2 separate regions of the Mus musculus genome follow, and region 2 is linked to region 1. The links are chromatin loops, found by intact Hi-C in ENCODE. Cell type or tissue: heart. All regions are shown on one strand.

Evidence for each region. Peaks named below come from ENCODE experiments on the same cell type or tissue, not always from the same donor. Only the 100,000 strongest peaks of a DNase experiment are listed, where the experiment ranks them.
Region 2: it touches region 1 in a loop (2.3-fold over the local background); 14 of 42 quality-filtered maps call a loop at or near these places.

The regions. Positions count from the first base shown.
Region 1 is chr7:141,263,345-141,268,344 of GRCm38, reverse strand. It overlaps Irf7 (interferon regulatory factor 7), which reads left to right and starts at 1,921. Exons shown (of 10, transcript NM_016850.3): 1 at 1,921-1,955; 2 at 2,301-2,722; 3 at 2,806-2,968; 4 at 3,054-3,270; 5 at 3,562-3,620; 6 at 3,690-3,852; 7 at 4,030-4,122; 8 at 4,297-4,686; 9 at 4,771-4,889; 10 at 4,965-5,000. The coding sequence starts at 2,709. In heart, CTCF peaks have their summits at 1,572 and 3,093; DNase peaks (open chromatin) are centred at 1,964, 3,124 and 4,514; H3K4me3 peaks cover 1,365 bases; H3K27ac peaks cover 629 bases.
Region 2 is chr7:141,325,095-141,330,094 of GRCm38, reverse strand. It overlaps Deaf1 (DEAF1, transcription factor), which reads left to right and starts at 2,370. Exons shown (of 12, transcript NM_016874.3): 1 at 2,370-2,816. The coding sequence starts at 2,525. It overlaps Tmem80 (transmembrane protein 80), which reads right to left and starts at 1,965. Exons shown (of 6, transcript NM_001141950.1): 1 at 1,829-1,965. In heart, no CTCF peak of the experiment used is centred here; DNase peaks (open chromatin) are centred at 1,944, 2,394 and 3,004; H3K4me3 peaks cover 3,159 bases; H3K27ac peaks cover 2,582 bases.

The DNA of each region.
Region 1 (5,000 bases):
GAGCCACCATGTGGTTGCTGGGAATTGAACTCAGGACCTCTGGTGAAGCAGTCAGTGCTCTTGACCACTGAGCCATCTCTCCAGCCCTGAATACTTTTAAATATCCAGTTTTATGCATTTATACATACAATGTATCTTTTGACTTTCATTTCGGCTGGTGATTTCCATGCCCCAGTCTCCCTTGTCATTTTCTTTCCCCCTTGTTGGAAGCCTTCTTAACAAGTCCCCTTCCTCCTTTTCCGTCTTCTCAGTATCCCTCTGAGTTTAACTAGTTTCTATTTAAATGTTTTGTTTGGTTTTGGTGTTTTTAAATTTTTACTTTTATGTGTATCAGTGTATGATCTACATGCATGTCTATGTGACAGTGTCAAATTTTGGAGTTACAGTTGTGAGCTGCCATGTGGGTGCTGGATTTGAACCCCTGTTGTCTAGGAAGAGCAGTTCGTGCCCCTAACCACTAAGCTATTTCTTAGTTCTAGCTTCTTGACCCAGCTGGAACAAGGACAATTTAATCACTGAATAAAGGACACCCCCTTCCCTAAAGGTCTACCCACTGCAATAAGAAGCTTCTTTGGCCAGGTATGGTGGGTGGCGCACGCCTTTAACCCCAGCACTTGGGAGGCAGAGGCACGTGGATTTCTGAGTTTGAGGCCAGCCTGGTCTACAGAGTGAGTTCCAGGACAGCCAGGGCTACACAGAGAAACCCTGTCTCAAAAAACAAAAACAAAACAAAACAAAACAAAAGATTCTCTGAAGAAGGATGGACACAACCCTTGACTGTGGAGATATATTATATATATTTAGTTGTGTGCCAGAAGAGGGCATCAGGTCCCATTAAAAATGGTTGTGAGCCACCGTATGGTTGCTGGGAATTGAACTGAGGACTTCTGGAAGAGCAGCCAGGGCTCTTAACTATTGAGCTGCCTCTTCAGCTTCCAGGGTCTTACTCTATAACACAGGTTGGCCTCAATCCTTCTGCTTCAACCTCTGTCCAGATGGTATATTCTTCCCAGATGGTATACTTTTGTTGTTGTTGTTGTTGTTTTTTGTTTGTTTGTTTTTTGAGACAGGGTTTCTCTGTGTAGCCCTGGCTGTCCTGGAATTCACTTTGTAGACCAGGCTGGCCTCGAACTCAGAAATCTGCCTGCCTCTGCCTCCCAAGTGCTGGGATTAAAGGCGTGCACCACCATGCCCAGTTTACTTTTTTTTTCAGATTTATTTATTTATTATATGTAAGTACACTGTAGCTGTCTTCAGACACACCAGAAGAAGGAGTCAGATCTTGTTACGGATGGTTGTGAGCCACCTTGTGGTTGCTGGGATTTGAACTCAGGACCTTCAGAAGTGCAGTCGTGCTCTGACCTGCTGAGCCATCTCACCAGCCCCCAGATGGTATATTCTTATCTGTACCATTCTCAGTGTTAAGCCAAATTGTACCATAGTCTCTCTTTAGACTCCACTTTCTAAGATTTTTTTCAGCCAGCTAAACAAAACAAATAAACAAACAAAACCTACTGACTGTTGTGGGTATCCCTGCCTTGTCCCAATGTGCTTTCCTGAAGAGGTCCTGGGGAAAGACCTTTCCCACACTTCCACCAGGGGCTGAGCCTGGCAGATAGACCTCCACCTACTTACTATTCTTACTGTCCTCCAAGACATGGCTGTTCTGTCCAAAGCAGGGTCAGCCTCTCTCATTGAATCTACAAAGAGCCTGGAAGACTGAATCTGAGAGAGTGATCAGTGAAGGGCAGTGAAGAGAAGCTGGGGGGTGGGGGGGGAACAGGAGGGAAGGATTTGCAATTGAGTGCTACAAACTAGTGACACCCTAGTGACGTCTGGAGCCCTTAAGCCACACCCTGCCTGGGCTCTGCCCCGCCTCTGCCCGAAGTACTATAAAAGCACTGGCACCCTCCTTTTCACTGAGATAAAACCCGTCCCGGCGGCTCCGGTACCAGGTATGTGGGACTCTTGGGCCACTCGGGGAGGGAGGTGAGCTAGTGCCACAGGGGAAATTCTTGTCCCCTCTACAGAGTAGTGAGTGATCAGTGAAGGGCAGTGAAGAGAAGCTCGGGGGAAACAGGAGGGCAGACGTCCCGGCAGGATTTGCAATTGGGTCTGCAGGGATTGGGATCTGAGTAAGGGTCGGGTGTAGTTTGAGGACTGCACTGGTAGGCATGGAGACAGTGGAGACAGCGGGAAGCCAGCAGCTACCGGGCGCTGTTTAGACTGTTTAGGTTTCATTTTCCTGAGATGCAGTTTCGTTTTACTCGTCTGGGCCCGCCCCTTTTGTGTCTTCGCAGGGTCCAGCCTGTGACAGCCCATCCAGGCTCGGACGCTGGATTAACACCTGTGACATCACGTGTGCGCTCCCGCTACATCTGTAGTCACATCTACAGCCACCTTGGCAGAGGAATCTACACTGAGTTCTGAACCTAGGTGACCACAAGTTCTCAAACCTCATCTGTGACCCTCAACACCCTAATACCTGGGTCACACTTGTGAAACTGAAATTCCTACCTGTTACCAACACTTGTAACGTTTAAAACACATTTGTGAAACTTGGTCACACTATCTGTGGCTACAACCTAAAACCATAGAGGCACCCAAGGGGCCTTATTTGCAATAGCTGACTGCTCCAGTGACTACAAGGCATCACAGAGTAGTAGCATCTACTTTGATTCTCCCAGACTGCCTGTGTAGACGGAGCAATGGCTGAAGTGAGGTGAGAACATGTCTACCCTGGTTGTATTGGGTCCTGTGTCCCTTACATTAGCCCTAACCCCAGCGTGGCTGCTCTGCCTGCAGGGGGGTCCAGCGAGTGCTGTTTGGAGACTGGCTATTGGGGGAGGTCAGCAGCGGCCAGTACGAGGGGCTGCAGTGGCTGAACGAGGCTCGCACAGTCTTCCGCGTACCCTGGAAGCATTTCGGTCGTAGGGATCTGGATGAAGAAGATGCACAGATCTTCAAGGTGGTACCCAGTCCTGCCCTCTTTATAATCTGCCAGAACTCCTGGGGGAATCCAGCCTCAACCCATGCTCTCTCCTCTCCTTCAGGCCTGGGCTGTGGCCCGAGGGAGGTGGCCACCTAGTGGAGTTAACCTGCCACCCCCAGAGGCTGAGGCTGCTGAGCGAAGAGAGCGAAGAGGCTGGAAGACCAACTTCCGCTGTGCACTCCACAGCACAGGGCGTTTTATCTTGCGCCAAGACAATTCAGGGGATCCAGTTGATCCGCATAAGGTGTACGAACTTAGCCGGGAGCTTGGATCTACTGGTGAGCAGTGCCACAAACAGGGATGGGCCAGGGAGGTACATGGCCTCTGTCATTTTGGTGGTTTCAATGGTTTGATTTGTGGTTTTTGAAACTAGTTGTAGATTCAGTTCCTCTCCTTCCAAAGTGTGTGTGTGTCGGGGTGGAGGGGGAGTGCACACTTCCTGCTAAGTCAGAGCCTTGGGCTGAGTGAGGTACCTGGTGGTTTGGGAACAGAGGGTATGAGAAATAGAGAACTTTTGGAACTGCTTGGGCATCGTAACCAAATCTCCCCTCCCCACTCCTCTCCCTCAGTGGGCCCAGCCACGGAAAATAGGGAAGAAGTGAGCCTCAGCAATGCTCTGCCCACACAGGTACATCTGGTCCATCCTTCCTAGGTGTGGGGGATCGGCAGGTGCCTACCACTATGCTGTCTATTACAGGGTGTGTCCCCAGGATCATTTCTGGCAAGAGAAAATGCTGGGCTCCAAACCCCAAGCCCTCTGCTTTCTAGTGATGCCGGGGACCTCTTGCTTCAGGTTCTGCAGTACAGCCACATACTGGAATCCGAGTCTGGGGCAGACCCCGTCCCACCACAGGCTCCTGGTGAGAGGCAGTTACTGTTACAGAGCTGGGGCTAAGCTAGAGAACACCCATCTGCCCAAGGCTGTATGAGAGGGAGGACAACAGAGTCCTTGCTGGGAGGAGGAAAGATAAGGATGTTAAAATGACAGGGGTGGGAAGCTGGGCTAAGATGGACAGGCAGCTCCAATTTGCCCTCAGGCCAGGAGCAAGACCGTGTTTACGAGGAACCCTATGCAGCATGGCAGGTGGAAGCTGTCCCCAGTCCCAGGCCTCAACAGCCAGCTCTCACCGGTGAGGATCTAGAGCGGAGGCGCTAGCACAGCTTTTCCTAGCCTCCCGGGCAGAATTCTGCCCTACTGCTCCTTCACACCTGCATCTCAGTAGGAGGTGAATGGGTCCTTGGCAGGGGGCATGGGACAAAATGCTCCACCCAAACCTACCACTCACAGCATGGTCTATACACAGAGCGCAGCCTTGGGTTCCTGGATGTGACCATCATGTACAAGGGCCGCACAGTGCTACAGGCAGTGGTGGGGCACCCCAGATGCGTGTTCCTGTACAGCCCCATGGCCCCAGCAGTAAGAACTTCAGAGCCCCAGCCGGTGATCTTTCCCAGTCCTGCTGAGCTCCCAGATCAGAAGCAGCTGCACTACACAGAGACGCTTCTCCAGCATGTGTCTCCCGGCCTTCAGCTGGAGCTTCGAGGACCGTCACTGTGGGCCCTGCGTATGGGCAAGTGCAAGGTGTACTGGGAGGTAGGCAGCCCTATGGGCACTACCGGCCCCTCCACCCCACCCCAGCTGCTGGAGCGCAACCGCCACACCCCCATCTTCGACTTCAGCACTTTCTTCCGAGGTCAGTAAGGTGTCTGGCTGGGGTGCTGTCCTCTGGGGCCTGGAGCCTTTCTTAACCTGCTCACCAGAGCTATCTCCTTAACAGAACTGGAGGAGTTTCGGGCTCGGAGGCGGCAAGGGTCACCACACTACACCATCTACCTGGGTTTTGGGCAAGACTTGTCAGCAGGGAGGCCCAAGGAGAAGACCCTGATCCTGGTGAAGGTAGAGCCTGGGTGGGCCAAGGGAAGGTGTGGGCTGCTAGGTAAGAAAGAGTCTTAACACATGTCCTTTCCACAGCTGGAGCCATGGGTATGCAAGGCATACCTGGAGGGC
Region 2 (5,000 bases), 62 kb before region 1:
GGCCTGGAACTCATAGCCATCTTCCTGACTCAGCCTCTTAATTGTTGGATTAGTGGAGATAGCCATAATCCCAGACTGGAAACTGGGTGTTTTATGTGACTTAATTTCAAGACCATTTTCTCCCCTAGAACTCCCTTTTTACTGTAACCAGGCACACAACAACAGCACTCCCATGTTTGTGGCAGCTGTTAAACAAAGCATATAGTAGGGATGCCCTGCAGGTGAGGCTGCACGTGTAGTACAATCACATTTCTGAAATTTGCTTCATTAAGGAACATTGGGAAACTGGATGGATGGATGGATGGACAAACACTGGTCTGAGCTGGCTAAGACCAGTTTCTGTTCCATATTGCTAGCACTGGACCCTGCCTGCATATCATCTGAGCTCAGACCTCCTCATTTAGCCTGGGACTCAGCCATGGTGAAATATTGACTACAGCACCTTCTGGCTGCCCGGGACTCAGGTTAGCCACAGGTGTGTGTGTGTGTGTGTGTGTGTGTGTGTGTGTGTATGGGTGTGTATTCACCCAGGGTAAACTGACATTATGCCTTGGTTGTGTCTGGTGTAAACCAGGTATGCCATGGGTGTACCAAGGTATACTTCAGGTATGCCTTGGAGGTGCTGAGGAGAACTATAAGTGTGCTTGGGATGAGCTGAATGTATGCTATGAATATCTGGAGTCTAGCGCATGCCAGAGGCATGCTATGAATGAATATGTGGTAAGCTGCAGGTGTGACAAGATGTACCCTAGGACACACTGGGTGTGTCACAGCTATACCTGGTTTAAAAAAAAAAAAATCCCATCAAAGCCAACGGACTCAAAGTTCCAGAAAGCCAGGAATTTGAGAACTGGGGAAGAAAAGCAGCTGACCTTGACTTCAGACACCAATCCCTATCCCAGACACCCTACGGGTGCAAAAGAAGACAAAAGACCCAGAAATTCCAAAACCAGTTTGTCTAAGGAAAACAGCTAACTTATCTAGAATGCTCTTAACAAGCACCCTTTCCCTACCCTTAGCTACAAAAACCCCAGTCTAAAGCGAGTGGCCTATTGTCTTGAACTAACTGTGGTCATTGAGTGACTAGATCCTGTGCCCTGATCATCAAATGGCCAGAATTTAACAGCCACGTCTCTGGAACAAGCCTGCTTTAGTTGTTTGAGGTTGACTAAGTCATTTTTTTTCCCTACAAACGTAATTCTTATTCATCCTTACATCTGGGGTGAGCAACAGGGGAACTCGAGTGTATTGTGGATATGCCAGGGGTGAGCTGAATATACGTATATGGTTGTCCTGGATATTCTCAATGTGTAAACCCGGTGTGCCAAGGGTATATCGAAAAAATGAGAGATAGGTGTATCAAGGGCGTACTCGGGGTGAGCAGCGGGTATGCCAAGGGTGTGCTCAGGATGAGCCATAGGTATGCCATGCATGTCAGCTTTAGTGAAATATGGTTGTGTAGTTCGTATGCCACCATAGTGTACTCTGGGTAATCCACAGGTGGACCCCGGGTCACAGAAGGTGTGATATGGTTGTATACAGGGGCGTATCCCAGTGTGTGCCTCAGGTATATCACTGGAATACAGAGACGAGCTTCGGGACAGCCGCCGGGATACCCGAAGTGCCCCCACGCCCAACCGGAAGACACCCCCCCCACCCCTCGCTCTCCAACTCCGGCGCAGAAATCCGGGCTAGTGGGCTTAAGCCACCAGGTTCCGGAATAACAAGGTGACAATCAGAGGAGTTGCAGAGCCAGCCCAGACAGCCTCTCATCGTGACAGCATGAGACCACACTGTCCCTGCGATCGCGTAGCCCCGCCCGCCTCACCTGGCCGCACGGCCGCCATTTTGCCGCTGGGTCCGCCACAATCCCAGCAGCCTCTTGGCCGCACCCTCCCGCCATCTTCGCTCCTCCCGCCGCGCGGTGCAGCGAGCGTCCGACAGCGGCCGAGGCCCGATTCTCCCGTCCGGCAATACTCGGGAGCTTTCGGATAGAAGGAGGCGGGCACTGAGGCTCCGGAGAACTCGGCTCGGAGGTATTCGGCGGAGTTCGGCGAGGCCTCGTGTGGGTTCGGCTTTCGCCGCCCCGAGAGGGGGTTGGAGAAATCCCGTGGCGCCAGGGTCTGTCTGCGAACCCAGACTTCGTTGGAAGCAGGGGAGAAACTGCCCAGAGCCGGCCAGCTCTATCGGTCGGTGACCACAGTCAGATCCGCTTCTTAGACAGCGAGCAAGAAACGCTCGTAAGCTTTCGGGAAGCTTCGGGACCATTCGTATTATCTAGATTCTGCGCTTCGGGAAACTTCGGAGCTGCTCGGTTCTACACTCGGGCCATCAGCTCGGCTCTGCGGGCAGCTTCGGCTCGGTTCGGCGGGCGTCAGACTGCCTCTTCGGTCGCTGCTCGGGCGGTGGCTTCGGGCGGCCTCGGCCCAACTCGGGCGGCCTCTTCGGGCCCCGCTTCGGGCTCGGTGCCTGGCGCTTCGGGCGGTCCCGGACAGCGCCTTCGGGCGGACTCGGTGGAGTCCGTATGGAGGACTCGGACTCGGCGGCAAAACAGCTGGGCCTGGCCGAGGCGGCAGCTGTGGCGGCCGCTGCCGCGGTGGCGGCGGCCGCCGCGGCCGCAGCGGAAAGCGAGGCGGAGGAGCCGGTGTTAAGCAGAGACGAGGACTCGGAGGAGGACGCAGACTCCGAGGCGGAGCGCGAGACGCGGCGGGTCACCGCTGTGGCGGTGATGGCGGCCGAATCTGGGCACATGGATATGGGTACCGAGGCTCTGCCCAGCCCCGATGAGGCCGCCGCCGCCGCCGCCGCCTTCGCAGGCAAGTGCGCCCGCCGGCCTCGCGCCTCACCGGGTTCCCGCGTGCAAGCTCTGAACACATGCACCAGGCACAGGCCACTTTCCATATGCTTTGTGCATCTGTCATGCACATCTGTCTTCCAGGGAAGGCTCTCTTCCACCTGTCCTGCACACCTGCCCAGCACCTGCCCTGCCAGTGCACCTCACAGTGACCTGCACGCCTGCCCTGCCTCTGTCCATGCCCCTGCACCTGACACCTGCCCCCCATACATGCTCTGTACCACCTGTGCACTTCACACCTGCCCGTGCACTCACAATGCCCTGAACACCTACTCTGCACCTGCCCATGCATCTCACAATGACTTGCACCCTTGCTCTTTCCCTGCCCTGCATCTCACAGTGCCCTGCATGCCCATCTTGCACACACACATGCACACGCACAGCACACTCTCACTCCTCTAGCCTTGCTCTGCACTGTATACAGACGTGTCTCCCTTGTGTGAGTGTGCCTCTCTGTTCTTTGTCTGTTTTACCCTTTGGAACTTTCTCAGTACCTACCACCTGCCTTGTCCTCTCCTGCTGCTTCCTGGGAGCTGAGAGCACAGATGGGTCACATGTGAGTTCTGTTCTAGAGGTGCCCCAGGTATGGTCAGCAGCATTACTGCTGGTAGACCTGTCTGTCTCAAAGGCCAGTTCAAGTGTGACATGAGAGGGGCAAGAGAGTCATCCAAGGCAGGCAACCTTGCAAAGGTAACGATGCAGAAACCAGCCTTGCTTTATATTGTGACATGAGCTGCTCCGTGCTGTATCTCCTAGTCTTCCTATGCAGATATCCCCTCCTTCTCCATCACTTAGTTTTCCATTTTTCTCCTTCTGTTTTCTCACACAAAGAGCACCCGATTCTCATGTTTTATGACAAATGGAGCCTTGAGCTGAGCTGTATCACCCTGTACAGGTGATACCACACCAAACTGCCTCCTACAATCCCACCACACACCCCACCCTTTGACCTTCCTGAGTGTTGAACTCCCTACCAATTGGAGCTCTTATATGTTTTATGCTTGTACATGCGAATCCTTGGAAGACCATCATTTTGCCATGCGTCTTGTTTCGTTCTTTCCAGTGTGAAGCTGCAGGCTTGGCATTGGGCTTTTATTCAGGGCACATCAGAGCTGAAGCTTAACTCTGGGTGGGTGTTCAGACCGTTGGCACTGGAACGCAGTGGTGGAGAACCCTTGCTTCCGCGTGTTTTCTGCTGTACCTACCTACCTGAAGCCTAGATCCAGTCACAGGAGTGAGGGAAGCTTCCTAGAGCTTTAAAAAAAAAGATATATATATATATTTTTATGTGTATATATGTGATTGCAGGTGCCTGCAATTCCTCTTGGAGCTAGAGTTACACATGGTTGTGAGGACCTCACATAGGTTCTTGGGTCCTCTGAAAGAACAGCATGCTCAAAATTTCTGAGCCATCCGGATCTCTTCCCAGAGTTGTTGTTCTTCTTTTTCTAAAGTTAATTTATTTAATGTGTGTGGCTGCTTTGCCTGCATGTATCTCTATGTTTGCTTGATCCCCTTGGAGTCAGAAAAAGGCTTCGGTTCCTTTGGAACTGGAGTTATAGGGAGTTGTAAGCCACTTATGTGGGTGCTGGGAATTGAATCTAGGATCTTTGGAAGAGCAGACAGTGCTCTTAACTGCTGAGCCATCTCTGGTCCCTTTCCTGGAGCTTCTTTCTCTTTCTTTCTTTCTCTCTTTCTCTCTTTCTCTCTTTCTCTCTTTCTCTCTTTCTCTCTTTCTCTCTCTCTCTCTCTCTCTCTCTCTCTCTCTCTTTCTTTCTTTCTTTCTTTCTCTCTTTCCTTCTTTCTTTCAAGACAGAGTCTCTCTGTGTAACCCTGGTTATCCTGGAACTCCCTCTGTAGACCAGGCTGGGCTAGAACTCAGATCTGCCTGCCTCTGCCTCCTGAGTTCTGGGATTAAAGACATATGCCTTTGTTGTCTGGCTTTTCCTGGAGTTTTTAATGCTCCATTTTCATCCATGGATTCTGGGTTGATATTGGGATTTGGGGTCAAGGAATTTTTATCCTTTTTTGCGTATATTTTTCTAAGTTCAGGAAAGAAGTATGATTTTGTCTGTGGTGACAATAGAATTGCATCTATGGTGGGTGTGTATATGTGTATATATGTATGTATTAGAGTTTTAGTTGT